2 separate regions of the Homo sapiens genome follow, and region 2 is linked to region 1. The links are chromatin loops, found by intact Hi-C in ENCODE. Cell type or tissue: mammary epithelial cell. All regions are shown on one strand. Each heading gives the region's core, and the rest is flanking DNA. Links, peaks and the distances in the headings are about the cores only.

The links. Hi-C counts contacts between places; a loop is a spot of excess contacts. Peaks named below come from ENCODE experiments on the same cell type or tissue, not always from the same donor. Only the 100,000 strongest peaks of a DNase experiment are listed, where the experiment ranks them.
Region 2: a loop joins it to region 1, with 10 times the contacts of the local background. A loop is called at or near these places in 2 of 110 quality-filtered maps.

The regions. Positions count from the first base shown.
Region 1 is chr1:19,067,466-19,083,137 of GRCh38, forward strand. It overlaps UBR4 (ubiquitin protein ligase E3 component n-recognin 4), which reads right to left. Exons shown (of 106, transcript NM_020765.3): 103 at 13,884-14,108; 104 at 10,511-10,601; 105 at 9,275-9,437; 106 at 7,045-7,431. The coding sequence ends at 7,367. Among named protein-coding and RNA genes, the nearest start is that of IFFO2, 120 kb to the left of the region's middle. RefSeq lists silencers at 970-1,264, 9,939-10,107 and enhancers at 2,476-3,401, 13,630-14,829. In mammary epithelial cell, for the core only: no CTCF peak of the experiment used is centred there; DNase peaks (open chromatin) are centred at 6,056 and 7,596; H3K27ac peaks cover 3,103 bases.
Region 2 is chr1:18,589,578-18,605,249 of GRCh38, forward strand. No RefSeq gene overlaps it. Among named protein-coding and RNA genes, the nearest start is that of PAX7, 33 kb to the right of the region's middle. RefSeq lists an enhancer at 9,646-10,175. In mammary epithelial cell, for the core only: CTCF peaks have their summits at 8,013 (motif pointing right) and 10,337; no DNase peak of the experiment used is centred there; H3K27me3 peaks cover 560 bases.

The DNA.
Region 1 (15,672 bases), core at 2,756-10,755:
GCTGCCCTGCCTGCCTGCTGGGCACCTGGCCAAACCCTGGATCCCAGAGCTGTGCCCTCCTGCTGGGAGCTGGGATGATCTAACCCAATCCGTGCCCAGACCAGATGGGGAGCAGGGCCAGGTGAAGAAGCAGGGCTCAGGCTGGCTGGACAGGGAGGCTGCATCTCACTTACGTGCTGTGCAGCCTTGGGTAGGTGAGTTTGCCTCTCTGAGCCTAAGGTTCCTCATCTGTAAAACAGGAAGAACAACAGTAAAAGGACTGGAGATCACGTGAGGCATGGTGATCCTGCTGGAGTGGGTGCTCAGTAAATACAACTCTGGTACAGTTCCCAGATCTCTGAAGCCGGGAACAGCCTAACAAGGGGTCCAGCCAGGACTCCTTGTCGGGACCAAGCTGGCTTGTGGACAGAAGGGGTGGATGGGGTGTCAAGGTCATTGGCCAAAGGCAGCAGAGGGATCTAAGGAACAGAGTCCAAAGAACAATGAGCCTGAGACCCTGTGCCCTTCACTCCTGCCCATGCCCAGAACACCCCCACCTCCCATCCTGCGTGAGAGTTCGGGGCTCTGGATGACTTCCCCCTGTAAACTTGGCACCTGGGGCTAATTCTGGTCCTGTCCCAGCCCCCTGACTCAGAAACTCAGCAAAGCACAGATCCTGCTGCCCCATACCCACTGTGGGTCCCACCACCGTCAGAGGTGGTGACCTTAGATACCTCCCACCACAGCTTCCTCACCCCAGCGCCCCAGAAGCTCATCTCCCTTTTCCTGAGAGGCCTGCCCAACCTCTGGCAATGTCCCGAGAGGCTGCCAGAGGCTGGCACCCCACACCCCTCAGGAGGAAGCCCGCAACCTGCTGCAGATGCTGAAGGTCACTGGGGCTTGTGGCAGTGGCCGGAGATCGGCACCGACTCAGAGCCAGGAGTAGCCAGAGGAGGTGAGCTGGCGGGATACTTGTCTTCATACTCCATCGTCACTTTGACCCCTAAAACAGAGCACCAGCTCCCCCCACACTTCAAGCCAGGCACCTCCCACCCCACTCTTTCCTCCAGGAAGTCATCACACTGCTGGGTGCCCACCTGGAGTGCTGCCAGGCCCCACGTGCCCGGGACCCTGTTGGCCTGTGTGCGATGTGGGAAAGTGATGGACTGCAAGTTGGGGGCCTCAGGCAACTCCGCTCCTGCTCTCCATGCCCACTGTCCCCAACCCTAGAGTGAAGGGGTCAGAGTTCACCTTCAAGCTCTGAAGTCAGGGCAAAGGGGCACAGAGTGAAACGCAGTGGGTGCCGACCCCGGCACCCTTGGCCAGGGGCAGCTCCCAGGGCGGATGGCAGCCGGTAGCCCTCCCATCCCAGGCTGGGGCCCTGATGCTCTGGAGGGCAGGGTCCCTCTGACCCGGCCAGGCGGCAGCAGAAACGGTTCTGCCTCTGCACATGCCTTGCTCAGCTTCTCCAGGCCTGTTAAGGAGGCCAAAGGGGGCAGGTTGGCAACTCATGGGTACCAGGCCAAGCTCCAAGACTGAGCAACAGATAAGGATGGGGAGGAAGGGAGTAGCCCCCCCAGGGCAGGAAACACAGAGCAGAGAGACAGAAATAAAGCATGGAAAGCAAACAGATGTCACCAAAGCAACTGAACTCGTGAGTGCCTGGAAGGCGTGTACATGTGTGTGTGCATGTCAGGTTGGGTATCTGTCCTGACACCCGTAAGATAAGGAGAGGGGTGCTGTGGAGCCTAAGAGATCCTCCCCCAGACATTCTGTGATTCCTGGTTTTTGTTGTTGTTGCTGCTGTTGTTTTGAGATGGAATCTTGCTCTATCACCCAGGTTGGAGTGCAGTAGCGCGATCACGGCTCACTGCAACCTCTGCCTCCCAGGGTTCAAGCGATTCTCCTGCCTCAGCCTCCCAAGTAGCTGGGATTACAGGCACCCACCACCATGCCCGGATAATTTTTGTATTTTTAGTAGAGATGGGGTTTTGTCAAGTTGGCCAGGCTGGTCTCAAACTTCTGGCCTCAAGTGAGCCACCCGCCTCGGCCTCCCAAAGTGCTGGGATTACAAGCGTGAGCCATCACATCCAGTCATCTGTGATTCCTTGACACACTGATACAGTAACACTGACGGTCACAGCTAAGGCCAGCTGTGCCGGGGCTGTGCCAGGTTCTAGGACCTTCTGTATTTGTTCCTTGAATCTTCACCCACACAGAGAGGTTAGGAAACTTGCTCAAGTCCCACAGCAGAGCTGGGCCCCCTCTGGAGCCCTCGGTCTTGCCTCTATGCCATGCGGCCCTTGCCCTCTGATGGGAAGTGGCACCCCAAATTCAGAGCCCATGCAATGCAACTGTTTAGTCCTAGGACATGTACCTCTCAGCCGCATCCTCAGGTACAGGGCCCTGAGGCTGCCTCCGCTGGCCATGGGGACAGGAGAGAGCAAACTGGGTCACACTCCCTAAGTCAGCCTTCACCCTCTTCCTCCTTCTGGTCCCCGCACCCCAGCATGAACAGCAACCAGTCTCCCCAGGCCAGCAACACTCTCTGAAAAGGGGGTTTCAGAGCCAAACACATCTGGGTTCTCATCGTGGCTCCACACTTCGCTGTGTGAGCCTGCGTAGGTCATTAGCCTCTCTGCACCTGTTTACCTGTGTGGAGAAGGGAATACCACCTGCCACTTGGGATGGCCGCAAGGATGGAAGGACGTGCTGCAGGTGAAACACCAGCTTCCCGCGGGCCCTGAGTAAAGGCTGGCTCTCGGCTCCCTTCCTGTTCAGAGGCTACTCTGCTCCCCCTATTGCATCTGAGCCACCAGCCAGGATGGGGTCAGAAAGAAGGCCAAGGGCACCAAGAGAAGGCGGAGGATTCGTCCAGGCCTCGCCCCAGGTAAGCGTCAGCAGCCAGCTCCAGGGAGCTCAGCCTGGGGATTTACCTTGTCCCTCTCTGCCATCCTCTTGGTGCTGCTGGGAACTGCTCCAGCTTGAAAAGGACTTGTTGTGGTCTCGGAGACCAGAGCTAGCTCCAGGCAAAGGAATGGCCCTGCCCTGAGGTGATCTATGACAGGAGGAGGAAGGGGCAGGGCCCGGAGCAGGAGCCGGGCAGGAGCCCTGACTTGGGCACTCCAGCCTGCGTCTGAGCCAGCTCTGCCTCCAGCATGTTCCAGGGTCTCAGCACAGCCTTGCTGCAGGAACAGCAAAGGGCAGGGGTTGGTGGGGAAGGGCCCTCATGGGCCCACCTGCTCCAGCCTCTTACTGGAATCAGGTTTGGATTTATTGCCCTTCATCCCAGAGTTAGGCATAGGGTTGTGGAGATGGCTGACTGTTCCCTGGGAGATGCTGACATAGACCCATCATTTAGCCAACAAATACTCCCCGAGCGTCCTCTATGCACTGAGCACTGTTCTAGGCACTGTAGATGCAGCAGCAAATAAAGGAAAGCTACTAGCAGGACGCAGCAGAGGGAGATGAACAGGCGAGCTGACCACAGCTGCATGAGGCCGAAGGAAAGGACCGAAACAGGGCAGGCAGGGGCAGAGAGAGCCCCGGAGGGCACTGCTCTCCCAGATCAGGGCTCAGGGGCATCTCTGAGACCTGAGTGGAGGGAGGAGATGAGCCACGCAAACATCTGGGCTAATGGGACAAAGTGAGAGCCTGGGCGGTGGATATGTGCCCTGTGCGAGGGAACAGCAGGGAGCAAGTGTGTGGAGCGGGGATGAGAGGGAGTGGGGAGGAGGGAGGCTGGAGAGGGTCTGGGAGCCTGGGAGGTAGTTTAGCTGCCCTTCAAAATGTGAAAGTGAAAAGAGTTTCAGAGGCAACCGCCTGCAGCGTGTTTTTAAGTGACTGCTCTGGGTGCTTGGAGAATGGACTACGGAGTGGGAGGAAGTGGGAGATCCAGGAGCTGGGTCTGGGTGCGAAGGTGGTGGGAAGTGGCCAGCTCTGGGCTATATTCCGCAGCCTAGAGAGCAGAGTGAGTCTCTTTTCTGGCTCCTCCCAGTCCCCTACAGGGACCCCATGCTGACAGCGGAGCACAGACTAGGTGCCCAGCTGAGGTTTGCTAAGTGACCAAAGAGGATGCCTGTTGCAACCAGGTATGAGAATCTGGCCATGGGCACTTTGGAGCTGGGAGCTGACCAACCCGGCCACCCCACGTAAGCAGCATGCCAACTACAGCCTGTCCCCCACATTGATCTGTCTACACTTCACACTGCCACCTCACACCTTATGTCCCTGGAACCCCTCAGTTCTGATTCTCTCCTTTCCATGAGGACAGAGCCTGTTTGATGCACGCTGTGCCCCCGGCCTCTGGTAAGTCCCTGGCACCGAGGAGACACTTGCTACATCCTGGAAGGAACAAATGAAGTCGCATGACCCAGAGTAATCTTTGGAGTCCCGCAGACCCCTCAGCTCCTGACTCCTTAGCAGGCGAGTTACCTCCTCTGGGTTACCGCCTCCCCATTGGTAAGGCGGAAATTCCACCACCTAACATACAGGGTTGACGCAGGAGTAAAATGCAGAGAACCGAGCGCAGCCCCCGGTGTCCCAACAAACACCCCTGGGGAGGGGAGGTGCAGGCAGGGGGCCTCTCTTTTCACCTCTAAGGGCAACAAACTTGGACAGCTGGGAACCAGGGCGGCTGCTGACTGAGGAACACCAGAGGCTTCAGCCGTTCTACAAGGAAGGTGTTGACACTGCCTCCCCAACTTTATTGCTGAACTCGAACTTTATGGGTTTCAAATTGCAGCTATCATTAGGCATAGCCAGTCCAGAATCAACTTAATTCCCCAACTGGGGCTGCCTGTTGAGAAAGACAGGGACCCAAGAACCAATGGGCCCAGATAATGGTGCAGGACAGGAGAGGGCTAAGTGGCTTTTTCCTCGGTGCCCTTCGATGCTCCTTTCGTGAGACCTGGGCCTGGGGAGGTGTAGCTCTCTCCCCAGACCAGCCTCCACTCCTGCTGGAGCCCAGACCAGCCTCCACTCCTGGAGCCCAGACCAGCCTCCACTCCTGCTGGAGCCCAGACCAGCCTCCACTCCTGCTGGAGACCAGTCCAGCCTCCACTCCTGCTGGAGACCAGTCCAGCCTCCACTCCTGCTGGAGCAGGCCAAAAGCACCCCCTGGAACCTGTCCCAGACCTCATGGCTGCCGTGTCAGCAGCTTGTCTGGGGCTATGGCAGAGCCACTGGAAGCACCCCTGTGCAGACACTAGGAAAAGCTCTACTAGTGAAAACAAGATGTGTTTGGGCTGGGGCCCACATCCTCTGAGGCCTTTGCAAGAAATAAAAAAATGCAGGGCAGACAAAAATAAGCAAACACTTTGTAATGAGCTTTGGTGACTCCACCTTTGCAGGCCAGAGCAGCAGGCCTCGGGTGGGCTTCTGAAGGCACCAGGTCCACTCTCGCTGCCCTGAGGTGTGATGACGGACGTGCTGAGCCTCCCTGAGCCACATGAAGCAGCGAGGCCGGCCTCTGCACAGGCGGCCCCATGCCACCAGCTCACCTGGCTGCTCCTCACGCTCCCTCCTTGCTTTGCTGTCTGGATGAGGCTGCTCCACTTTATTTCTCACAAGGAGGTGATGTAATAGCGAACAGACTCCTGAACACCTGAATCAGTCTCTCGGAGACCAGCAGAAAGTGGGCAACCACAGACACACAGCAGGAGCAAGCCTGAGGCATTCCCAGTATAAGGCAGAAGGGTGCCAAGACCAAGGGTCTCCATCGTCCTCACTGAACTCAGCTGGACTTCACCTGGGGCATGGGTGCCTTCCTTCAGACTAAAACAAGTTCACTAACAGTAAGAAAAGCTACTAGTTACTACACAGCAGGCAGATTAGCTCGTGGAAACCTCAGCACCCTCCCGCCACATAGATATTCCCATTTGACAGGTGAGGAGACTGTGGACACAGCAGGCAGTGGAGCTGGGATCTGAACAACAGAGTGAGTGCCTGGCCGCGCTTCAACCAGGCTGCTCCCCACCCTGGAGCCACGCCAGTCCCTCAGAAGCCCGGTGTCCCCAACACAAACACCAAAGTATGCTCGTGCAAGCCAGCACATGCATGCTCTGGCCTGCCAGGGCTTCCAGCTGGGCCCTTGCCACAAACGCCTTTGTCTCTCCAGCTTAGTCCAGGCACGACACTCATGGCTGCTTGTGGCTGTTCGGTCCGAGGCTCTGGGGAGGGATGTGAAATCCTGGCTGTGGAAGTCTACAGGAGCCCAGAGGCCACCCTCAGTCCCAGATGATCTGGCTTGAGGAGTGAGCCACAGAAACTGGACATCCAGACAGGAGAGGCCGACGTCAGTTGGCCGAGTGGCCCGCAAAGAACGAAAGGAGATGGGCATGAGCGAGCCCTCCCTCCCACGAGGTGAGCCTTCTCCCGAAGTCTGGGGAGAGGCCCTCGGGAGTCCTGCTGCCCACGTGTGTAGGGGAGCAGGTCTGAGGCCTCCAGGAGCGGCAGCCACAGTGGTCAGGACACAGCTTCGGAGGCACAAACCTGACAACTCCACAGCCCCTGGCTGGGAGCCCTTGGGCAAGCGGCTCTGGCTCATGGGCAAAGAGATTAGAAATAAGATACACTGGGTGCTTGGCAATGTCAATAGCAGCCACTCTCTTTATCCTGATCCTAAGTCTGCCCCAGGCCCTCTCTTAACATGACAACCCTGGAGAGAAGTCACCAAGGGATTCCCGATTCACAGCAGCATGAGAATGTCAAATGCTCCCCAGGCCTCTGTGGTCCAACAAGACTGTGCCCTACTCCGCGAGCCTTCCTTCAGCCGAGGGCTAGGAAAGCTCTGGGCTCCACGTGTCTTTGGGTTCCAGCTCTTAAGGCCAAAAAATTAAGAGCAAGGCATGGGCTTTGTTTTGGGAAAAATCAGAGCCATCCAATGTGGTGCCCCAACTTGCTGGCCAAGAATAGACAGGTTGCACTTAGCGCTGACAACAGGCCTGGAGACAGCGGGTCTGACATGAGTCTTCCCGGGCTGACGCCGGAAATGGCTGTGCATTCAAGGGAAACCATTTGGCCTGCGCCACTGAGGACGAGTTGAAGCAGCAGGCAACACCTTCCTTTTCAATGTGTGTTAAGTCACTTGTTTATTTCTCAAGATGTGCACACTCAAGTATGAAGCTGGCCGGGACAACTCATGGCTCCTAGGTATGTACAGGCCCTTTGATGGCTTGGGTTACAGACAACCTCATAGCTGGTGCACCACACACACGAGATAAAACAGGAAGCCTAAAAACCCCAAGCCACACCAAGAAAAATGAGAGAGGGGAGGGCGGGGTAACAATGCAGCATCCCGCGGAGGGAACTTAATGCACAAGGAGGGAGAACAGAGGGTGGAAGGCAAGCCAGCTTCGTCTTCGCCGCCGCAGCTGCTGTGTGGTGGTCAGGGGACTGAGTTCAACAGGTCCTTCAGGAAGCTCTCTGGATCGGTGATTTCTGATAAAAGACCTGCAAAGCACAACGGGCAGAGGTGTGTCAGGAGCAGGCATACAGCCCCCATTCCCCCTGAGTCACAGCTGCCGCATCTAGCAGAGAACACACTGCGGTCCGACAAGCTCTGGCCCGGCTGCTCACTGGACAGCAGCATGACCGGGGAGGTAGTCATTGAGCAAAACCCTGTTCCGCAGGAGGAGTCCTGTTCCAGAAGCAGGCACTGCTGGAAGGTGTTTTTGTTCTCACATTTGAATAGGGTGTGTCTGATGTTCTGAAATTTTCTAACAGCTTAAACAAAGTAATAAAGTGGTGCTGTCAAAACCTGACCTAGGAGTGGAAGGCACGGAGGCTCGCTGCCTGGCAAAGGCTCTGGCTCTCCCTGGCTGCAGGCCAGGGGTGCTTGCCAGCAGCTCAGGGCTGATGTGGAGCTCGAGCCCAAGGGACCCTCCTTCCTCTGCCCACCTCCTCCTCCTCTCACTAGCTCCAACTTCCACAGTCACAGTGACACAGGCTCATGCAACAGGCACAGGGCCCAGCACTGAGGACTTTACCAGCCCACCTGGTCCCAGGGCTGACTTTCTGGGAAGAACGCGAGGCATGTGCTAAGGTATGATGCTGGTGAAACATCTAGGCTGAAACAGAGCCAGTGGGAGCCGTAAAGAGGTGGTGGAGTTAACAAACACACAGAGGTGAGCAGTGTTAGCACAGGCCCGCCCAGACGCGGAGGCAGGCACCAGGTCGACGAAGACCATCCCAGCACAGAGCTTCCGCTGAGGACACTGCAAGGGGCAGCCAATGCGGAGGCACAGAGCTGTTTGGGAAAATCGGTCAGCTGGCTCTGAGCTGGGAAGAAAGAGGAATTCACACTGAGCAACACTCTAGCCCTTTAGTGGGTCTCATTCCCAGAGGATAACAAGATAGAGAAAATGTTAGCAGAGGCGTTCTCCTAACAGTGGGATCTGGGGGGAGTTTGTTTTCCTGCTTCTTTATACTTTACAAAATTCCCACAACGAATGCCATAAAAAAATGAAACAAGATCATAAAAAAGAGCTGGCAGGTTTGGTTACCTGTGCGTTGGCTCTGGGGAGCTGACCTTTGTAGGGCGGGTGCTCTGATGGGGGCTGTAATGCCGCGGCGCCCACAACCTCACAGGGCACTGTCTTTTAACCCTAGGTGGATTTCCCAGGCACGGGCCAAGTCACCTCCCCCTGCTGTCACTTGGTGCTTGGTTATGAAATACAAACCAATTCTAATGTGTTTGTTTGCAATTAGAATGACAAATTTGTTACACAAAGAATTTCAATTTTACTAGCAGTAGGATAAGGAATTGTCTGACCACGTCTCCCACACCCACAGTTCAGAGCGGCCCTGCTGGGTCGCCCATGCCTCCCTGGGGTCAACTGTGACCTAAGACGCAGGAGGAAGACAGGGGCATTCCAATTTGCATGTTAATTCTCTGAACTGCCATTAAAAAACAGACTCAAACAGGGATGCTATCACTTTCTAGCTATGTTCCCTTGGCCACTTATTTGATCTTCAGAGCCTCATTTACCCCATCTATAAAATGGGGATAACCAAAGCTCCTGCCTCATATAGGGCTGCCTCGAGGGCTGAGATCACATACAGTGAACAGCCCATGTCGGGGAAAGAGGGGGTGCTCAGTACATGTTAGAGCTGCTGTTCTCGTTATCGGTGACTTGCTATTTACGCATCTTTCCCAGGGCTTTCAGTGGCAGCTGACAGGCTGGTTCATACTGCGTTTCCTCTGGTCGTGAAGATAAAGCTACGGATGACCCACGGAGGAAGACATGGGGCTTTGCTGCGGAGGATCTTTAAAAGAGAAAACCTTGACACTAACCGGCCACATCGAGGAACTCTGAGAAGGTCTCCACTGGCATGAACTCCTCCTGGAAGGTTTTCAGGGCTTTGTCGGCAGCTTCGTAGATGGGCATGTCGTTGTGGCGGATGTACTCAGCGAGAGAGCAGGACCAGCCTCCCTCTGTGTTACTGGTAGGCACCTTCTACGAGAATCAACAGGAGACAAGAGAGGTGGGTGACTTACTGCTGCCTCATCTTCCGCCTCAAGTCAGTCAGGCCATTTCAACCCCTCAAAGGACAGCCCTCCCAACCTACACCAAAGCATACCAACAGGCACCCTAGAGCGTGCGTTTTGTCTCCAGGAACGACACAATTTCACTTCATTCCTCTTAGGCCCTCCTTATTAGGCACTGTGTCACCTGAAGCTACAGGCTCCAACAAGTGGCTGCATTCCCTCCCCGTACACTTCCCATTCGCATTCCCCAGAGCAAAGGGACTTGTCAATGTGCTTCCATGAGCTGTCTCATTCCGATGATGAAAGGAACCAACTCAAAAACTCAGATTCTCTCCGGAGAGGAGTGTCCTGTTATAAGCTGGCTGCGGTAAGTCAGACTCACTCAGGGCAACAGAGCTTATCCCAATAGCACGGCAAGAGCAGCAAAGAGAGACCCGGCGGGGAAGGTCTTCCTGCACAGCCGAGTCTGGAGCAGGCTCGGGAGCAGGTGACAGGAGTGATCTCAGCTACAAATGTGGGCCAGGCACAGTGGCCCATGCCTGTAATAGCAGCACTTTGGGAGGCCAAGGCAGGCGGATCACCTGAGGTCAGGAGTTTCAGACCAGCCTGACCAACATGGTTAAACCTCATCTCTACTAAAAAAACAAAATTAGCCGGGCGTGGTGGTGCCTGCCTGTAATCCCAGCTACTTGGGAGGCTGAGGCAGGAGAATCACTTGAACCCGGGATGCAGAGGTTGCAGTGAGCCGAGATCACGCCATTGCACTCCAGCCTGGGCAACAAGAACAAAACTCCGTCTCAAAAAAACCAAACCAAACCAAACCAAACAAAACCAAACAAAACAAATGTACCTCACAGACACAAGGCTCCAGGCTGCCAGTGTCAATCCCTCCCACAGTTGGGGTTGTTTGTTTCTAGGAAAAAAGCGCCCCCAGGCCCAGCGGAGGAGCAGCCATGTGGGTGCTGAGGCAGAGTCAGGGACAGGAGTGCAGACATTTTACACTCTTGCCAAAACCCACTGGGCCTCTGACAGCCTCCTTACCTTAAACATGTTGTAAATGAGATCGACGAGGGCCCAAAAGAGAAGGGAAGAACGGTAAGCGGAATAGTCCTTCACTGCCTTATCTGTCAGCCTGGAAAAGAAAATCCAGTTCCATCACATGAAGTCCCTAGGAGGATACTCACAAGGACAGAGCAAGGCATGCTGGGAGCAAGGGAAGAGTCACAGTGGTGTATGCATCTCGGAGTTCCAGCGACTAGCCTTCTGCTTGGAAAAAAGCAGCTGTGGGCAAGAACCTCTGGAGCCCTGGGACCCAGAAGTTTATTGGTTACAAAAATGCTCCATGAAATTCATCTGATTCTCTCAGTGCTCATCTTCCAGATCAGGGTAAAATGGAACCGGGGGAGACATCGCCAGGGCAGACGTGGCAAATGCAAGGCTAGTGACTTAAAGAAAGGCAAAGGATTCCTATGTATCCCTTGTGTTTGGGCCCCGACAAGCTCTTGGAATTTGATGGAACCTAATAAATGAGGTAGGAAACAAGGTTTTAATTCAGTCTTTACATTCCCACTAGGAGAAATTTCTTAAAAGCCAGCAGACCTAAACCAGTCAAACACGGTAACTTGTCAAACATGTGCTGTGTTAAATGGCAGCAAGCTGCTAGGAAGTTGGTATCAAGCAATGGTAATGTCTAAGATGGAGCATGCAGCCACCCTGACATCACCTAAATCCTGGGATAATCCAAGTTGCTCACCACACCCCATTGTTTCTAACCAGTATCGTTGCTACTTAATCCAATGATTCAGTTCAGGATTAAAGACCAGCCAGTTCCTTGGAATATGGGGAGCGACAGGCAGGGGGAGACTGCCTCTAACAATGTCCACTGCCTTCTCAGCAGAATTCTTGGTTTGAGGTTTGAGGAATGATTACACCAGGTAGAGCCAGTATGAAACACAGAAATATCAGGCTCCCCTCGGCACAGACAGTGAAATATCAGTGTCAGGATTCAGTTTCTACCACCCAAGCTCTACGGAGGTTTTGTTTGCCAACAGCCATCACATCTGTAATAAGTAAAGCCTAGGTGAGCCCTTGTCACAGAGTATTCTACACCTCAAAACACACTGGAACACATCCCATGACTAAAGGGACATATATTAAAATGTTTAGTATTAAAATGCATGGGTATATATAAGAATCATAAAAATAAGAAACATAGATGGTATTCATTATAGAAGCTAAAACTATATGGGCCTCAAGTGAAGGGGCTGCCTAGCATGAGACAGGCTATCCACACCTGCATTCAATAAATAACTCGCAAAAAACAAATAATATTAAATGGGGACAATTCCCTCTCTACTGAAATATGCTTCCTGTGGCCTCCCTCTGCCCCAGTACCTTCCCAAGCCCCCACTTTCTCTCCCGCATACGTGTGATGATGCTGCAGCCTAAAGTCCTGGAAGGTGGACCCGTGGATGAGGACAAGAATCCATTTCTCTGCAGCTCTTTACCCTGGCAGACAAGATAACAGATCAAGTTCTGACAGACGCCTGAGAATGTCCCAGGCTTTGTACTTGCAAGTTCCTGGCAGAGGAACTTTTTTTCTGAATGTCAAGTGTGCAGAAGAGGCCAGCTTCTGCTGAGCTACATTTCTGTGTCTCTGCTACTACCCCTTACCCCATGACTTACAGGACTTAGGACAAAGCCTGCCGCCAGTGAGGCTGCCCCAGCATCAGGATGATATCTCTACACGCCCTTCCAGCCGCGGTCTCTCCCCCATGGGTCTCCTCCCAGTATCGGGCTAACCCACAGTGCCTTTCCTAGTCTGCCTGATGAGTGCCGGGCTCACGGCCCCGGACCACGGCCGTATTTGGCCCTTTGCTGTGGCTGTTGTGCTTTGGTAAGCAGAAATCCTGAGTGACCCTGCCCAACTTAATTATTTAAGGCCAATTAGTAAAGGTGACGAAACTGCTACAGAGAAAACAGCAACTCATGAATGTAGTAGCTCACACTGGATTTCCTAATTAAGCTGTGACCAAATCAGCTTTTCCTGAACTGCCTGGGACAATAATGAATGCTAGTCTCCTAAGTGAGAGCAAAACAGCTCCTGTGGGTTCAGATTGCACACCCGCCATGGAGAGACTGTGCCCAATAAATGGCCACTCTATTTGCTGTGGATGCAGCATATGGATACTGGCCAAGCCTGACTTATCAACTTAGTATTCTCAAGATCTAACTTTTGATTTCCAGCAGCTAGTTAACTATTAATTCAGGCTCTTGGGAAATACTGGAAAGTGATATGTTAGGAATGGGGGCAGGGGTTACCTAGGAATCTAACAAGACGCCCCCTCCCACTCTCCAGTGATGATCTGGTACAGGCCAGATTCAACAGGACAGCTCCAATCTGGTCTCTCTGGGAGCGTGAAGTGCCCACAGACCAGCAACGCTTGATCAATCAGGGCTAATGGAAATAAAGACACCAGGTGTGCCAATGAGGGCACAGGCTATTTTCCACTTGGCTTGTCTTTATCACGGCCCTAAAAGTTTCTCTCTGCTCCCTGGATGGCCTACAAATGTGGACATGATCCCTCGAATCCTGGGCTAAAGCAGAATCACAAAAATCACAAACCCGATCTTCCAGAAATGAAGCAGAGGCACATTTCACTCGAGGGACAGAAGCAAAATGCCAAACCCAGAGCCTGCTCCGTAGCTCCCCAGGAAAGGTAGAGACTGTGTGGGGCCATTGGCAGCCTGAGTGGTACCCATGGGGTCTCCTCTGCGCACAGCAATCCATGGGGGTCCTCAAAGAGATGCTGTGGTGGCAGTTTCCAGCTGTTTCTCTTGAGACCATCTGTCCCAAATCACAGCCCAAGGTCATAAATCAAAGACCACTTCCTTTCTGACATGCTCTTTCTTGGGGAGGTGTCCACACGTATAGGAGAGTGGTCTAGAGGAAGAAAGGTTCATGGAATGTGGGACGCATGGGATAGGAATGTAACCAAGAAGAGAGAATGAAGACGAGTTTTTAATTATTAGAAAATACCCCATGTGGCCACACTGAAACTTTCCTGGCTTATGCCAACACCAGCAAGATGTGGAAAACCTGATTACTGTTCTTAGCCCTGATCATCTCATTGGTTTTATCACCCTGTGCCTGGCTGCCTTCCTAACATTTTCTACAGTAGGTAAGACTGGCTCTACCTTTCTAGTAGCGGAACAGAAAACCCAGAAATGACCAGGCAACCTGCCAGCCATCAGCTTAGACTCTTGACATGACAGACTGAGAAGGGAGAAGGGCTGGTGTCAACCACCGCAGTCACAAAGCATGCCTTCACCTAGCACGTGCGTACCACTAAGCAGCTTTTCAAAACTGATGATGGGAAATAGTGAGCAGCAGCTTCCGGAAGCAGGTACTGACCTGGTGGCTCCACCTGGAGCCACTGCCCGAGCCTGCGAGGTCACCAACAGCCTCCGCAAGATTTCCACACGTGTGGCTCTCCACTGCTCAGGGGGCAGGATGTGAAGGGCCAAGACTGTGAAATAGTAGGGCCCGTCCACTTCAAAGGCACTCTCCACCCACTTCTCCTTGGGCTGTTCCAGAAAGCCTTGGAGGTTCTTCTCTTCTCGGGAAGTTGCTCGGGTTCTAGAAGAAAAGCGGCATGATAAAATAAAAGCAGGGTGGAAGCAGGACCCGGCAGCAAGAGCAGGAAGAATTTGCTCAATTTGTCGTTGTCTTGTGACATTTGCTGAACGCTTGGATGACTCAACACTCCCCACCCATCCTTGCCGACTACTCCCACTTCCTCTGATAATCCACGCCCTTCGTCCCCTTCCAGGCCCTTCTTCGCGGCATCTTCCCTTCTTCCCTGGCCCCATGTCTAGCTCCTACCCCAGCTCTAATACAATTCCAAGCAACTACTGGTTCCTGAGCACCATATATCAGGGACGTTCACAATCTCCCCAACATGGAACTGTGCTAGTAACTCCAGAGGCCCAGAAAAGTGAAGTGACTTGCCCAAAGTCAGCAAGCTAGTGAGTGATGGGGCCAAAAACATGAATCAAGATTCCCTGGTGGGTCCACAGCCTGACTCCCCCTTGCTCCACATAGTCTTGTTATGTTATGTTTACATGGTTTGCACTAAATGTGCATGTGGTTCCTTTCCTAGGCTCCCTCTTCCGGTTTGTCTTCTTCTGATCTAGGATCCTCCCGCCTTCGTTAGAACAGCCTCTTCCAGATGAGCGCTGCTTCTTGTCCTCATGCGTCCTAAGTTGCAATGATGATGATGATGATGACCACACCAGACTCAGTGCCAGGCACTGCTCTAAGTGCTTTACGGGATTATTTCACTTAGTACTCACAAGAATGCTATGGGATAGTGCCACCACTATCCCAATTTTAAAGAAACAGAAAACTGCAGTACAGAGGAGGTAAGGATTCTGCCCAAGTCTCACATCGTGGAAAAAACTGTGTTCTGAAGCCAGGTAGCCTGTCCATCTTAACCCTACCTCCTTCTCCACGCTGAAGCTTTGACAAAAGGTCACGGAATCAGCACTGAGAGGTGACTTAAGTCCTTCCTGATGACACGCTTCTGGGTACACTCTCTCCTTAGATCCTGAATGGTGCTCTCATGCCATGAATGCTTGATGCCCTATCCTAACTCCATGGGGCACTGGTAGGGAGAGGTGGGGACAAACACAACACTAGAACCGGGAAAAAAAAGTTACCAGGTCTATAGGTGGCACTGGCACAGATGCTGGACTCTGGGAAAGCAGGAGGAGAGGGTGCAAGGACACCCTGCCTGCTTCTGCTGCCTGCAGATGGGCATGGATGGATACATTCAACTTGATCTTCCAGCCCTGTAGGGAATCTGAGGCTGTTGGCTGCTGCAGGATCTGCTCAGGCTCTGGTCTGGCTTACGGTGGCCATGCTGTGACATACTTGCCTCCATAAACAAATATTCCACCAAAGGCACTCAGCCCCACTGTGACCAAGCTCCCACCAATGTCAATTGGATAGCTGTCGACTGGGAAGCAGTCTGGGCCGAGAAGCAAGGCCTCTCTGTGAAGCTTCTGGGTCAGCCTCTGGCTGACCAAAGAAACTGTGAGACAGCCAATTCCCTTTCCAATGAAGGGACCTGACAATTACAAATGTCTGGCTTGTTCAGAAACATACTGACACCTAGTCACCCAGGGCTCTGTCCAGGGCC
Region 2 (15,672 bases), core at 4,004-12,003, 480 kb before region 1:
GGTCAAAACCACATTGTTTTAATGATTGAGGCTTCATAATATGGGTTGGTCCTTCCCCCGAGCACCCTCTTTTTCCAGAATTTTCCTGTCTATGCCTACTGGTTAATTTTTCATACGAACTTTAGGATAAGCATGCCTCATTCAACAAAAACTGTGGATATTTTTTATCAGAATCAAAGTATATTTATCAATTAGCTGAGAGAGAATTAAAATGTCACGGTGTTGAGCCCCGCCGCTCCCCCCCTCCGCCACAATACGATGTATCTTTCCACTTGTTCACATTCTTCTGCCTTTTAGTAATTTTGTTAATTAAAATGCTTATTGAAATAGAACATGTATACAGGAAAGTCACAAATCATAAAGGAACAGCACTGTGAATTTTCACAAAGCAAGCACCCCCGTGAAATAGCTACTCAGATTGAGAACCGGAACGTGACCAGCTCCCCAGAGCCCTCCTCCTTCTCCTCCTGGTGATCATACCTCTCCTCCCAAAAGGAAACACCTTTCCCATTTCTATTAGGTTGGCGCAAAAGTAATCGCGGTTTTTGCCATTAAAAGTAATTTGCCATTAAAAGTAATGTCATTACTTTTAATGGCAAAAACCGCGATTACTTTTGCATCAAACTAATATCCTGTATTGTCTGTTTTTATTTATTTGTTTGTTTTTATATAACTTTAAGTTTTAGGGTACATGTGCACAACCTGCAGGTTTGTTACATATGTATACATGTGCCATGTTGGTGTGCTGCACCCATTAACTCGTCATTTACATTAGGTATATCTCCTAATGCTATCCCTCCCCCCTCCCCCCTCCCCCCACCCCACGACAGGCCCGGGTGTGTGATGTTCCCCTTCCTGTGTCCAAGTGTTCTCATTGTTCAATTCCCACCTATGAGTGAGAACATGCAGTGCTTGGTTTTTTGTCCTTGCGATAGTTTGCTGAGAATGATGGTTTCCAGCTTCATCCATGTCCCTACAAAGGACATGAACTCATCCTTTCTTATGGCTGCATAGTATTCCATGGTGTATATATCCCACATTTTCTTAATCCAGTCTATCGTTGATGGACATTTGGGTTGGTTTCAAGTCTTTGCTATGGTGAATAGTGCTGCAATAAACATACGTGTGCATGTGTCTTTATAGCAGCATGATTTATAATCCTCTGGGTATATACCCAGTAATGGGATGGCTGGGTCAAATGGTATTTCTAGTTCTAGATCCTTGAGGAATCTCCACACTGTCTTCCACAATGGTTGAACTAGTTTACAGTCCCACCAACAGTGAAAAAGTGTTCCTATTTCTCCACATCCTCTCCAGCATCTGTTGTTTCCTGACTTTTTAATGATCGCCATTCTAACTAGTGTGAGATGGCATCTCATTGTGGTTTTGATTTGCATTTCTCTGATGGCCAGTGATGATGAGCATTTTTTCACGTTGTAATGTAAATCAAAACATATGTAAAGACAAATAATGAAAAAAAATGGGAAAAAAAGTTTAAAAAAATATGTGCTCTTTTTTTACAATTTTTTTTTTTGAAACAGTGTCTTGCTCTGTCACCCAGGCTGGAGGGCAGCAGCACCATCACAGCTCACTGCAGCCTCAACCTCCCAGGCTCAGCCTACCAAGTAGCTGGGACTGCCTCATCCTCCCACCTCAGCCTACCAAGTAGCTGCAGCTACAGGTGTGCACCACCACACCCAGCTAATTCGTTTTTTCTTCTTCTTCTTCTTCTTCTTCTTCTTCTCCTTCTCCTTCTCCTTCTCCTTCTCCTTCTTCTTCTTTTTTGAGACAGAGTCTCGCTTTGTTGCCCAGGCTGGAGTGCAGTGGTGAGATCTCGGCTCACCGCAACCTCTGCCTCCAGGGTTCAGGTGATTCTCCTGTCTCAGCCTCCCGAGTAGCTGGGATTACAGGCGCATGCCCAGCTAATTTTTTTGTATTTTTAGTAAAGACGGGATTTCACCGTGTTAGCCAGGATGGTCTAGATCTCCTGACCTCGTGATCCGCCCACCTCGGCCTCCCAAAGTGCTGGGATTACAGGCATGAGCCACCGCGCCCAGCCATACCCAGCTAATTTTTGTATTTTTTGCAGAGACGAGGTTTCACCATGTTGCCCAGGCTGGTCTCAAATTTCTGGGCTCAAGCAATCCACCTGCCTCACCCAGCCTCCCAAAGTGCTGGGATTACAGGCATGAGCCACTGTACTGGACCCACATGTGCTCTTTGGTGTCTGACTTCTTTCACTCAACACTGTGTAAGATCCATCCTTGCTGTGATGCACAGCAGTACTTTGTCCATCTTAATCACTGTAGAGTTTTTCATTGTCTGACTATATTACAATGTGTTCAAGCATTCTACTGCTGATGGATATTTGGGCTATTAGGAATACTGTTATGGAATTAATAATATTACTAATAATTAGTAATAGGAATTAGGTTGGGCATGGCGGCTCACGTCTATAATCCCAACACTATGGGAGGCCGAAGTGGGAGGATCACTTGAGGCAAGGAGTTTGAGACTAGCTTGGGCAACATAGTGAGACCCCATCTCTACAAAGAAGTTTAAAAATTAGCAGGGTGTGGTGGTGCACACCTATAGTCCCAGCTACTTAAAACGCTGAGGTAGGAGGATAGCTTGAACCTAGAAGTTGGAGGCTGCAGTGAGCTATGATTGCACCATTATACCACAGGCCTGGGCAACAGAGATACACCCTGTCTCTTAAAAAAATTAATAATAATAAACAGTAGCATTAGGAATAGAACACTCTTGCCTATGTCTTTTGGTACAAATATGTGCTCATTTCTGCTGAGCCCTCCTAGGAGTACCATGGCTGGGCCATACAGTGTGTGTATGTGAACTCTGGCAGACACTGACACATCATTTTCTAAAGCACTGGTACTCATTTCCACTCCACCAGTTGTCTGCTCAAATTCATTCTTCCTTTCTCATCAGGAACATCGTAAGACTACATTTCCCAGGTTCCCTTGCAGTTAGATAAGGTCACATGATGCTGAGTTCTCACCAACAGATTATGAATGGAAGTCTATGTGTCCCTTTTATACTCCACAGTGGGTGCACCTCCTTCACACTCCCTTCCCCCTTCCCTCCCTCTAGAGCCCACAGTGACCCAGTATCAACCATGCAAACAATGGCAATGCCCTAGGAGAAGACAGAGAAACATGTTGGAAAGGATATGACTTTCTGAAGACCCTTTGGAACAGAGCTGCCCCACCAACTAAGCAGCTCACCTCACACTGTGAGGAGTTAGACCTCTTTGTCCTCCAAGCCAATGTATGTTGGAGTCTTTTTGTTCCAAGAGTTAGATCTTTCATCCTCAATAATACAGGAATTGGTATCAGAAATGGGGTGTCAATCTGTGACATTGTCTTAACAGCCAGGCAATGGATAAGAGTTATTTATCACCTTATGAAGATTTTCTTTATCCTTTATTTGTCATGCAACGAGGAAAGTTAATTGAAGTGCGTTTCTCCTTGTGTCTCATGTGATTTCTCCTTCAGAAATGCACCTACTATATTTTTTAGAGCATAGATGTTTATAACTCTTATCTTCATTGTGGATACACATTTGTATATTCTAAGATGACTTTCTTTGTCTTATTAAATACCTTTTAATCTAAACTCCACATTGTGTGATATTAAGATTTTTTATCTGCATTTGCCTAGTATACCTTTGCCCAGCTTTTAGGTTCAACCTTTCTGAATTACTTTGGTTTATGATTGCCTCATTTATAGAACACTGAGTTAGATTTGGTTTTGTGACCAAATCTAATTTCTTTTCTTTCACTGGGCAAATTAAGCTCATTTGCATTTATAACACCTGTGTTCTGTCATATTATTTTATGTAATTTTTTCCTGTTTATGGGTGTTTTAAATGTCTTTTGTTATGTGGTTTGTTCTTTTATATGTGGTTCTTTTGATACAGAAGGAGTTTTATACTTTTGTTCATTATTATAACTTTACACAATATTCTTAGTTCTCAATTTCTCAGAAAGTAAGAACACTATAGTTTATTCTTTTTCTTGCCCATCTCCCTGGCTTTCCCCCAACACAGCTAATGAGGCACTGATGGGTTCCTTTCTCAGTGATCTCCTCTGTTCTGCTGCATGTCTTCATACTACTTGTCTTGATTTGCCAGCTTTGAAACATGTTCTTTGTGCTTCCATTGTGTAATGGTTAGCACTCTTGACTCTGAAAGATGTTCTTTGATTCCCACCTACTACAGAAGAGGCACTTTGCAAACACACCCTGTTTCCTGGCTTCTTTCACGTGTCCCCTCCCATTTCTTCTCAGATGCATCATTTCTAACCTCATCACGGATGCCTGCATTCACATTTTTATCTATTCCTCTACTTCCTACATTTGCGTTAGTCTCAGTTCCACACTTCACCACAGTCAATGCACTACCAGCCCTCTGCCAGTCATGGGGCTGAAGTTCATCCTCTAGATGTTTCCTCCAGAGAGACTCCACAGGGACAATATCCACTGAGTTCTGCCATGTTCAGAATTGCTGGTGGGTGGCGCGTATATCTGAAGGACAGCTTGGCTCAATAGAAAATCCTGCCTCACAGCTTCTTTCCTCAATTAGCTCTCATTGGCGTTGCTCTACGGTCTTCCAATATCTTACTATTGCCTTATTATTACAAACAAGGGAAGGAGCTAGGTTTTCCTGGCCTATTGTAGGCAATGCCTTCTGCTGTTTGGTGTTTAAGAGATAGAGATGCTGTCTCTTCTGGATGAGCTTCTCACTGACACAAGTGCGATTTTGCTCATCTTTCTGGACTCTCCGGTGGTGGAGCAATCTTGCCCTTTATACCCTCCCACATTGCTTCTGCCACCCTTCACCCCATGTGGCTTGTGTGCCAAGGGTGGCTGCATTTGACAGCCATTATGCCTTATGTTCCAGTCTGCTCTTTCTGCATTCGAGTTTGGCTGAAGATGGAGTTTGTGGGGTCTTTAGTCACAATATCCAGGCGGAGAAGATGAAAACTGCTTTTTCATGCTGACACGTTCACATCAGCGTTCTGTGGAGCGACCCTACAGCTGCCCTAGCCTGCATGCGGCACTTCAGGTGCCACAAACAGAGGCCACAGCTCCTGCCTTTGACAAGCAGCCATCAGTCTCCTCACAGAATGGAGAACCAGGAAACCTCTGGAATCAGAGGCTGTCTCTCTTGCCATTGTCCCACATAACCATATGAGTTCACTGTACAGTCAGCCTTCTGTATCCACATGTCCTCATCCACAGATTCAACCCATCAGGGATCTCAAAAGTGTGAAAAATAATTAAAAATAATACAACATTGGGAGGCCAAGGCGGGCGTATCATGAGGTTAGGAGATCGAGACCATCCTGGCTAACGTGGTGAAACCCCATCTCTACTAAAAATACAAAAAAATTAGCCAGGCATGGTGGCGGGTGCCTGTAGTCCCAGCTACTCGGGAGGCTGAGGCAGGAGAATGGTGTGAACCTGGGAGGTGGAGCTTGCAGTGAGCCAAGATCGCACCACAGCACTCCAGCCTGGGTGATAGAGCGAGACTCCGTCTCAAAAAAAAAAAAAAAACAACAACAATAAATAATGCAAATAATAAATAGAACAACTAAAGAAAATACACATTTTAAAATACAGTATAACAACAACTTATACAGCATTTACACTGTATCAGGTATAAGTAACCTAGAGATGATTTAAAGTACATGAGAGGATAGGCCAGGCACAGAGGCTCATGCCTGTAATTTCAGCGCTTTGGAAGGCCGAGGTGTGCAGATTACTTGAGGTCAGGAGTTCAAGACCATCCTGACCAACATGGTGAAATCTGTTGACCTGACAGAAGGAGAATGAGAATTAGTCTCAGAGTTTAATATTGAATATGCTGCAGGCCCATACGCTCTCTTTTTTGTAGCAGAGTACATGAACATTATTATAATAAATGCCCTAACTACTACAAATCTTTCTAGGAGCACTATACACTATGCATTTTCCAGAACTCTATACCACACATTTTATTATCTAAACCCTCCTCTTAACCTCCCTGTCTCTACTTTTAAAAATATATATAGAAATTAGCCAGCCATGGTGGCTCATGCCTGTGATCCCAGCTATTCAGGAGGCTGAGGCATCAGAACTGCTTGAACCCGGGAGGCAGAGGTTGCGGTGAACCGAGATCACGCCACTGCACTCCAGCCTGGGTGATGGAGTGAGACCCTGTCCCAAAAAAAATTAAAAATAAAAATAAAGTATATGAGAGGATATGTGAAGTTTATACACAAATACTACAGCATTTTATAGAAGGGACTTGAGCATCCGCAGATTTTAGTATCACCGCAGATACCAAGAAACAACCATATATTGTGAGTCCTGTGAAGAAAGCAAAGTAGGCAAAGGGGAAGAAAAGTGATGGAGGCTGCTAATTTAGTTAAGGCAGACTTTTCTGAGTAAGGGCTATTTAAGCAGAGTGATAAATGACACGAGGGCCCACCTGTGCAGCTACCCAGGGGAAGGTCATTCCAAGCAGAGGGAGCAGCAGTGAGAGTTTAAGGCATGACAAGGAGGCTGGAGAGGAGCTGATGAGGGGCAGGTGCAGTCTGAAAGATAAACAGAGCTGGGCACAGTGGCTCAAGCCTGTAATCCCAGCACTTTGGGAGGCCGAGGTGGGAGGATTGCTTGAGTCCCAGAGTTCCAGACCAGCCTGCACAACATGGTGAAACCCTGCCTCTACTGAAGATACAAAAAATTAGCCGGGCATGATGGCACGTGCCTGTAATCCCAACTACTCAGGAGGCTGAGACAGGAGAATCACTTGAACCTGGAGGCGGAGGTTGCAATGAGCTGAGATCGCGCCATTGCACTCCAGCCTGGGTGATAGGGCGAGACTCTGTCTCAAAAAAAAAAAGAAAAAAAAAAAAAGAAAAGAAAGAAAGAAAAAGAAAAAAAGAACAAAAAAATAAATGCCAATTAGCTGGGCATGGAGGGGCACACCTGTAGTCCCAGCTACTCAGGAGGCTGAGGTAGGAGGATTGCTTGAGCCCGTCAGGTCAAGGCTGCAGTGAGCCATGATTGCACCACTGCACTCCAGCCTCGGTGATAGAGTGAGACCCTGTCTCAAAAACAAAACAAGGCCAGGTGCAGTGGCTCATGCCTATAATCCCAGCACTTTGGGAGGCCGAGATGGGTGGATCACCTGAGGTCAGGAGCTTGAGACCAGCACCAGTCTAGCCAACATGGCAAAACCCTGTCTCTACTAAAACTACAAAAATTATCTGGGCCTGGTGACATATGCCTGTAATCCCAGCTTCTTGAGAAGCTGAGGCAAGAGAATCGCTTGAACCCGGGAGGCAGAGATTGCAGTGAGCTGAGTGCACCACTGCGCTCCAGCCTGAGCAACAGAGCAAGACTCCATCTCAAAAAATAAAAAATAAATAAGTGAATAAATAAATATTGAAAACAAAAACTAAAAAGATAAACAAGGGCAGGGAAGGTTACCCACAGGCCCCGATCCTGTCTTGCTGTCTTTGGTTTTACTCTGAGTGGGAATAACTGCAGGGTTTGAGCAGCGGCATGACATCATCTGACTTGCTTTTAAAGGGATCACTCTAGAAGCCAGGTAGAGAATAAACTACAGGAAGACACGAGGTAGAAACAGGGTGAGGCTCACACGAAGGAGCTTCTTGACTTCAACACTGACAGGCACCCTGCAGATGAGGGTCTGGAAACCCAGGCCTCCTGCCCTCGCCTGCTCTGATGGAATATCTGCCAAGCCAAGTCCAATGGCAGGAGGAGCTAGGGGGCCCAAGGACAAGCTGCCCTTCATAAGAGCAGGGACCCTGCCTCCTCAGCCCCTCTTCTCCACTGCAATATTTGCTCTCTCATGACCAGACACGGAAGCCCTGACCACCGGTAGCTTTGCAGGTGTGGAGGGGTACCTGGGGACAGCTCCCAAGGGCAGGTGCTCCGGGTCAGCTCCTGATTCCAAGGAGAAGGGTGCGGAGTGGCCACTAGGTGACAGCATTGCTCCGCTGAGAAGGCGGCCACGCGCTCCACGGAGTTGGGTGTGTTGAAATCCCAGAAAGAAGGGGCTTCATGGGAAGTCTCAAAACCTCCCTCAGCCCCCTCGCTTTCATGGATGAGGATGGCAGTGAGGAATATGGTGGTGAATTCAGGAATTTCCAAGACAATAAATACTTTTCACATCAATCGCTTCATGTGACCCTTACAGCAAATACTGTGAGCTGGTCCATGGAGGCCTGTTAGTCCACTTTGCAGTGAGAACAGAGGCCCAGAGAGAGCACCGTGGCTGCCGAGCCCGGCCTTCTTCCGAGCTGTTCACCCCTTCCAGAATTGGGCCCAGTGGCAGGGCAGACAGTGGAGGTGGGGGGAGTGAGAAGTCCCTTTACCTGTGTCTGGTGTACAGATCGAGAGCAGCGCTCATAGTTTGGAAGTGGGGGGAGTGAGAAGTCCCTTTACCTGTGTCTGGTGTACAGGTCGAGAGCAGCGCTCATAGTTTGGAGGTGGGGGGAGTGAGAAGTCCCTTTACCTGTGTCTGGTGTACAGGTCGAGAGCAGCGCTCATAGTTTGGAGGTGGGGGGAGTGAGAAGTCCCTTTACCTGTGTCTGGTGTACATACAGATCGAGAGCAGCGCTCATAGTTTGGAAGTGGGGGGAGTGAGAAGTCCCTTTACCTGTGTCTGGTGTACAGGTCGAGAGCAGCGCTCATAGTTTGGGACCCTTTAAGGACCCTCCAGGAGCCGCTCACATCAGTTGATGGAGGGGTATCTAAATTCAACACACATAAAGTCAAAAGTGGCAGCAAAGGAGGAATTATATTTGTCACCGCCTCTCTGTATAAACACGCCACTAATGGTGTCATTATTCATTATCATGCAAAAAAGTGGGGGTGGCTTCCTTTGTGCCTCCCCCAACAGACCTAGTCAACCCCCATATTATAAAGCATCCTATTCCTCTCCTTCAGCACAGAACTAAAGGAAATCTGTTTAACATTCTTTGGTTTTATGTTGTTGTTTTGAGACAGAGTCTTACTGTGTCGCCCAGGCTGAGCACAAACATAGCTCACTGTAGCCTTGACCTCCTGGGCTAAATCGATCCTCCCACTTCAGCCTCCCTAGTAGCTGGGACTACAGGCATTTGCCACCATGCCTGGTTAATTTTAATTTTCTTAGAGATGAGGGTCGCAATAGGTTGCCCAGGCTGGTCTCAAACTCCTGGCCTCAAGAGATCCTCCTGCCTAGGCCTCCCAAAATGCTGGGATTACAGACATGAGCCACCGTGCCCCGCCAGCATTCTCTTAAGTAACTATGGGATTAATGTCGGTCCCTTCCACCAAACTGCTAGCTTCAAAAGAACAGGAACTGGTCTCTGTGCTCGGCACTACAACCTCAGCTCCCAGGACTGTGTGATGCATAGAAAGTGTACAGTAACATGAGTTAATGAATGCGCAAATGTCCTGGCCTAATGTCATGGCCTCCAAGAGGTCTCTCCTGCCGCAAGGTTTTGCAGAGTCCACAGCAAACGGCAATCTGTTGCTGCATCGGGGCCAACTGCCTTCCATGAACCCGGAACTGAAGTCGGTTCCAAGTGAAAAGCTTCCCCGGGTTTGGGCCCGTTCCCCCAGCTGATGGGCAGATAGAGCAGAATGGGAGATGACCCAGCGAGGCTGGCCCCAGCCCCACTCCCGCTCCCCAGCCCATTCACTGGCTGGGAGTCCTGCCCAGGCTGCAGGATGGAGAAGCCGGGAGAGCCTTGCTCGTAAATTACATTTTAGACAGTCTGCTGGGAAGATTAGAATCACACTGGTTTGGAGCCAGGGCTTTCCAGAGTGTCCCTGCAGGAAAAGAGGATCCGGGATAAACAGTGAAAGGGAAAGAGAGAAGGGGAGGGGAAGGGGGAGAAGGAGGTGGCCAGGGAGAGGGAAGAGGGAGGGAGAGAAGGAGAGGGAAGGGAGAGTAAAAAAAAAAAAAAAAAAAAAACAGAGAGACAAAAGACAGGGAGAGAGGGGTGGGGGCGGCGTGTACAACCAGGGCAGTGAAGACCAGAAGCCACAGAGAAGGGCCAGGGGAGACAGAGCTGGACAGAAGGAGCCAAGATTCCTACACAGGCAGGTGGGCTGGCACCACTCCCTCTGCCTCTTGCAGTTTTCCCAATCCTGGGTGCTGAGGGGAGCATGTCCCCAGCGTCTTTCTCTGGCAGAGAAGACTGATGGCCTCACTGGTCCTCAATAACAAGGGAGAAGGATTCTTCCCAACCACAGCCCAGACTGGGGAAGACGTTTCCCCAAGGTCACACAGCAAACCTGGTGGTGGATCCGAGGACTTCAGGTGCTAGGCCGCCACTAAATGCTGTTCTTGGGGTCCCCTTGTTGGAGCAGGACAGGCTTCGAGGACAGACATGTGGAGGACGCACATTCTCGCACTTCCTCGGTTTCCACTGCAGCAGCATCTACCTGTTTCTCACCGCAAGACTCCTCCCCACCACACTGCAACACCTCTGATGGAATGAACTTTGGCCTCAAAATTAAAAAAAAAAAAAATGAGCTCTAGCCTCCAGAAAGAAACAATTTTTTAACTAAACTTTAAGCCCTGAGATCACAGAGGGGCACACCTCTCGGACTGGGATTCAGCAAACCTAGCTTCAGATCCCAGCTCAGCTATAAACTCACTGTGTGGTCTTGGGGTACCCACGTGATGTCTCTGGGCCATATTTTCCTAGAGAAGCAGAAGAGTGGAGTAGTGGTCCCCAAAGGGATCTTTCAATTTTTTAACAATCCTTACCTCCCCCTTGGAAGAAATCCCAAGTAGGGTGCGCTGAGTGAGCACTGGATTGGAAGTCTGGGGCGCCCTAGGTCCCAGGAGACGCAGCTCGCAGCTCTCCCCTCACCTTGGCAGGCCCTTTCAGAGCCAGCAGCACTGGTTAAAATGCAAGCATGGCTGGGCGTGGTGGCTCACGCCTGTAATCCCAGCACCTTGGGAGGCTGAGGCGGGCAGATCACCTGAGGTCAGGAGTTCAAGAACAGCCTAGCCAACATGGTGAAACCCAAACTCTACTAAAAATACAAAACTAGCCGGGCGTGGTGGCGCATGCCTGTAATCCCAGCTACTTGGGAGGCTGAGGCATGAGAATTGCTTGAACCCGGGAGGCAGAGGTTGCAGTGAGCCGAGATCACGCCACTGCACTCCAACCTGGGCAACAAGAACAAAACCCAGTCTCACAAAAAAAAAAAAAAAAAAGCAAGCATGTCTCTTACCTGCTACTGTGTTTGAGCTTTCCTGCAACCCTGTGGGCTAGGCCTTTAAACTATGCCCATTATACCGATGAGAAAAATGAGACTTGGGCAGAAGTGATTTGCTGATGGTGACTCAGCTCAGAAGCAGCAGACGAGGCAGGAGTCAGATGGATGGAAGCCTGTCTGAGCCCACAGCCCCAGCACATGCCTGCTCTACCCAATGGCTGAACTGAGATGGGAAGAAATTTGGGGTGGATAAACGGAAGACAACAGCCGCCTCCCACAAGGAACCTCTGGATCATCTCCCCAAACCTCTTGCCCCAAATCTCTATTGTATAAAAAGATTCTTTTGTACTGACAAGAAAAACTGAGACCCAGAGAAGGTTTTGTAGCTCTGGGCATCCTTTCTGCTCCACTCATAGGACGAGAGTTACCAGAAAAAAATACAGGACAATAATTGAGACATATACTAAAAATATATTCCTAGTTTATCTGAAATTCACATTTAACTGAGCAGTTTTATTTGCTAAATCTGGTGCCTTCAGTGAGACACACCCCACTCCCCAGTTTCCATCACCCTTTAGGACTGGGATAGATGGGGATGATCCAAATCTAGAGCCTGTGTCTCTTTCTTCCCAACCAGCGCTATCCTCACCTGGAATCCTGGGCCTTGCAGTGAACAAATATTGGAACAGAAACTTGGGATACAATTATTTTGTTCAACAAAGCGTTGAAGTCCAGCCATCTCTAATGCACATCCCAACTCTCTGGGGTTGTCCAAGGAGGCCTCTGTGTTGGGGCAGCCAGCGGCTCTTGGAATCCATTGAGCCCTGACCATGTGACCTCAAGCCAGTTCCATCACCCCTCTGGGCCTCAGTTTCCACATCTGTGAAATGAGAGCCCATTCCTCCTTTCCCTGCAGCCCTGGTCCAGGAGACCACAGCTGTGGAAGCATCTCCACGCCCTGTGCCCAGCGCTCTCGGGACCCAGGCTTTGGGCTCTGTGAAGGCTTCATGTCCCTCCTCCTCCAAGGTCAGGGTGGAGGGTAAGGGGTGGGAGGGCACCCTGGTCCTGCCACTGGGAGATGCTACTTCTGCCTTGTGACCAAGTATCACACATGCCCCAGATCTATGTGTCTCCTGCCCCCAGGTCCCAGTGTAGTGCCCAGCTAGTCAAAATCCATGCTGATGCAAATGAAACACAGCCTCACACGAGGTGCCCCGTGTGGATGATCCACTGCAATCCCCACCACCATCTCAAACCCCCTGAGACTCCCATCACCTGGCAATGCTACAGTTACTATGAGTGTGGTCTGCCTCCCCCAGGTCACTGGGCCCCCGTGGGCAGTGATCCTGTCTGTTCCGTTTACTGCCATGTGCCCAGGGCCAAGAACAGTGCCTGGCATGTGGTAGGTGCTCAGGATCTTGTTGTGAAATACACAAGTGGACAACACGGTAAGGTGACTGCTTTACTATCCCCTTTCACAAACGAAGAAACTGAGAGGTAGAGATGAAGCCAGTTGCCCAAGGCCACACAGTGAGTGTATTTGAACCCAGGCAGCCTGACTCCCGAGCCTACCCTGTTAACTACCACCCTACACAGGAGCATATGAAAAATAAATGCATGAGTTAATGAATGAATGCAAAAGTGAATGAATGAATGCATGAGTGAATGAATGAATGCATGCATAGTGAATGAATGCATGAGTGAATGAATGAATGAATGCATAGTGAATGAATGCATGCATGAGTGAATGAATGAATGAATGCATGAGTGAATGAATGAGTGAATGAATGAATGAATGCATAGTGAATGAATGCATGCATGAGTGAATGAATGAATGAATGCATGAGTGAATGAATGAGTGAATGAATGAATGAATGAATGCATAGTGAATGAATGAATGCATGAGTGAATGAATGAATGCAAGCATGAGTGAATGAATGAATGTGTGAGTGAATGAATGCATGCATGCATGCATGAGCCACCCTTCATCTTTCACCCATCTCCTTCAGGGGCCTGTATTTCTCCCACAGTGTGGGGCAAAGCAGTCCCTACAAATGGTGGTAAGCAGTCAACCTGAGGTCTTAACCATCAGGTGCTCATGGAGACCCACTCAGAGACGGACAGCACTGGCCCCGAGTCACACTGCATGTTGGTAGGGGGCAGAGCATCCTGTCCCAAGGCCCCTGGCCCTCGAGCCTAGCCCTGCCCCACTCTGAGAACCTCGTGTGTTTGGTGGCACAGGCATGGCTGGGGGTAAACTCCAGGCTTGCTGTGACTACCTGGGTAACCTTAGGTGAGTCCTGCACCTCTCTGAGTCTCTCCTGTTGTAAAATGGGAACACTGCTACCCAACTCGCAGGGCTGTTCTGAAAATGATGAGGTGACATCGTGGACAACAAGCTGACTTGGAGAACAGGCTCCGCTCAGCAGATATCACCAGTCCCCTCCCAGGCTCTACCCCACCAGCACTAACTGGGGCCCGCCAAACCCCAGAGCCAACCTGACAATTCTATGACGGCTGAATCACTGGGAAATAATTGAGGTTAATTCCTCAGTCTCCTGCACATACCACCCACCTCTCCTCCCAGCAGGCCAGGGAGGATTTATGAGTTAATGGTGGCATTGTCATGTAAAGGGCTTTGAGATCCTCGGAGAGAGAGCCCTGGGAACGTATAGAGTATGAAATGGGAGGCATAATGGTATTAGCACCCAATTACTCCAGGATGATCACTCGCCCGCAGCTAAAACTAAGAGCTCTCTCCCCTAGTGACCCTTCCGCACGCCCCTGAAAGGACTAGGCAGGCAGATGCATTTGGCTCAGGCCTGAGTCCTTCCAGCTTGCTGTGTGGCCTTAGGAAGCTCACAGGCCCTCTCTGGGTATCTTGCCACATTAGCTCTCCTGAGGGTCCCTGCAAATCAACAATCATACACCCAGGCGGCCCCTCCGCCCCCGAGTGGTGGCCCTACCAGGGATGGTGGGAACCTCACATGGGTGTCAACTCAGAGAAGAAGCCAGGGATCTCAGCTCCCAGCCCAAGCTCCTTCCCCACCCCTCACTGAGGCCCCGACACGTGGACAAACAGCTCTTCGAATCTGTCATATGAAGAGCTCGCACGCTGCAGCTCAGAGAAACTTCCAGAGGAATGCACTTAATCCTGGCCACAGCTCTCTAAAGAAGCTACGATTATGATTCCCAATCTTTGGGTGAGAAAACTGAGGCCACAGGGCAGGTTATTGCCCACAGACCCAAAGCTGTGAAGCAAGTGACCAGGGTTCAAATCCAGAAAGCCTGACCCCAGACCTGCCTCATACACGCTCAGTATGGAGGAAAAGCCCCAATCTCCTTCCAGAGCTCTCACCCTCAGAGCTTCGTGCTGGAGCACCTGCCTGGTCCCCACTTCCCCTTGCTAATAGTAGAGCTGGAGCACAGCTTCAGTTAGCAGTGACCACACTCCAGGCCCTGTGCTGAGCGCCACTGACCCAAAGCCCAGGAAATGCATATCTGCATCCTCATTCTACAGGTGAGGAATTAAGGCCCAGAGACAAGTACTTGGCCCAAAATCTCATAGCTAAGATGTGGCCGCTCCATCATTTATGCCACCTCCCAATGTCATTCTTTTTCTTTTTTTTTCTTTCTTTGAGATAGAGTCTTACTCTGTCATCCAGGCTGGAGTGAATGGCATGATCACAGCTCACTGCAGCCTCGACCTCCTGGTCTCAAGGGATCCTCCCACCTCAGCCTCCTGAGTAGCTGGGACTACAGGTGCATGCCACCATGCCTAGCTAATTTATTTTATTTTTTTAAGTAGAAATGGAGTTTTGCTATGTTGCCCAGGCTAGTCAAATGACCTTCCCGCCCTGGCCTCCCGAAGTACTGGGATTGCAGGCGTGAGCCACCATTCCCCGCCTGAGCCACCACGCCCAGCCTGAGCCACCATTCCCCGCCTGCGCCACCATTCCCCACCTGAGCCACCATTCCCCGTCTGAGCCACCACGCCCGGCCTGAGCCACCACTCCTGGCCTGAGCCACCATTCCCCGCCTGCGCCACCATTCCCCGCCTGAGCCACCATTCCCCGCCTGAGCCACCACGCCCGGCCTGAGCCACCATTCCCCGCCTGCGCCACCATTCCCCGCCTGAGCCACCATTCCCCGCCTGAGCCACCACGCCCGGCCTGAGCCACCATTCCCCGCCTGAGCCACCACTCCCCACCGAGCCACCATTCCCCACCTGAGCCACCATTCCCCGCCTGAGCCACCATGCCCGGCCTGATTTCATTTTCCTTAGAGCGTATCATGCTCCCTCCATCTCTTTTCTTGCATCTGTGCACAGGGGAGTGTCTGCCCAGGCCTCACCTTTCCCCTTCACTGCCGGGTTTCTAGTGCCTGGGGCAGGACCGGGCACAGAGTAGGTGCTCAA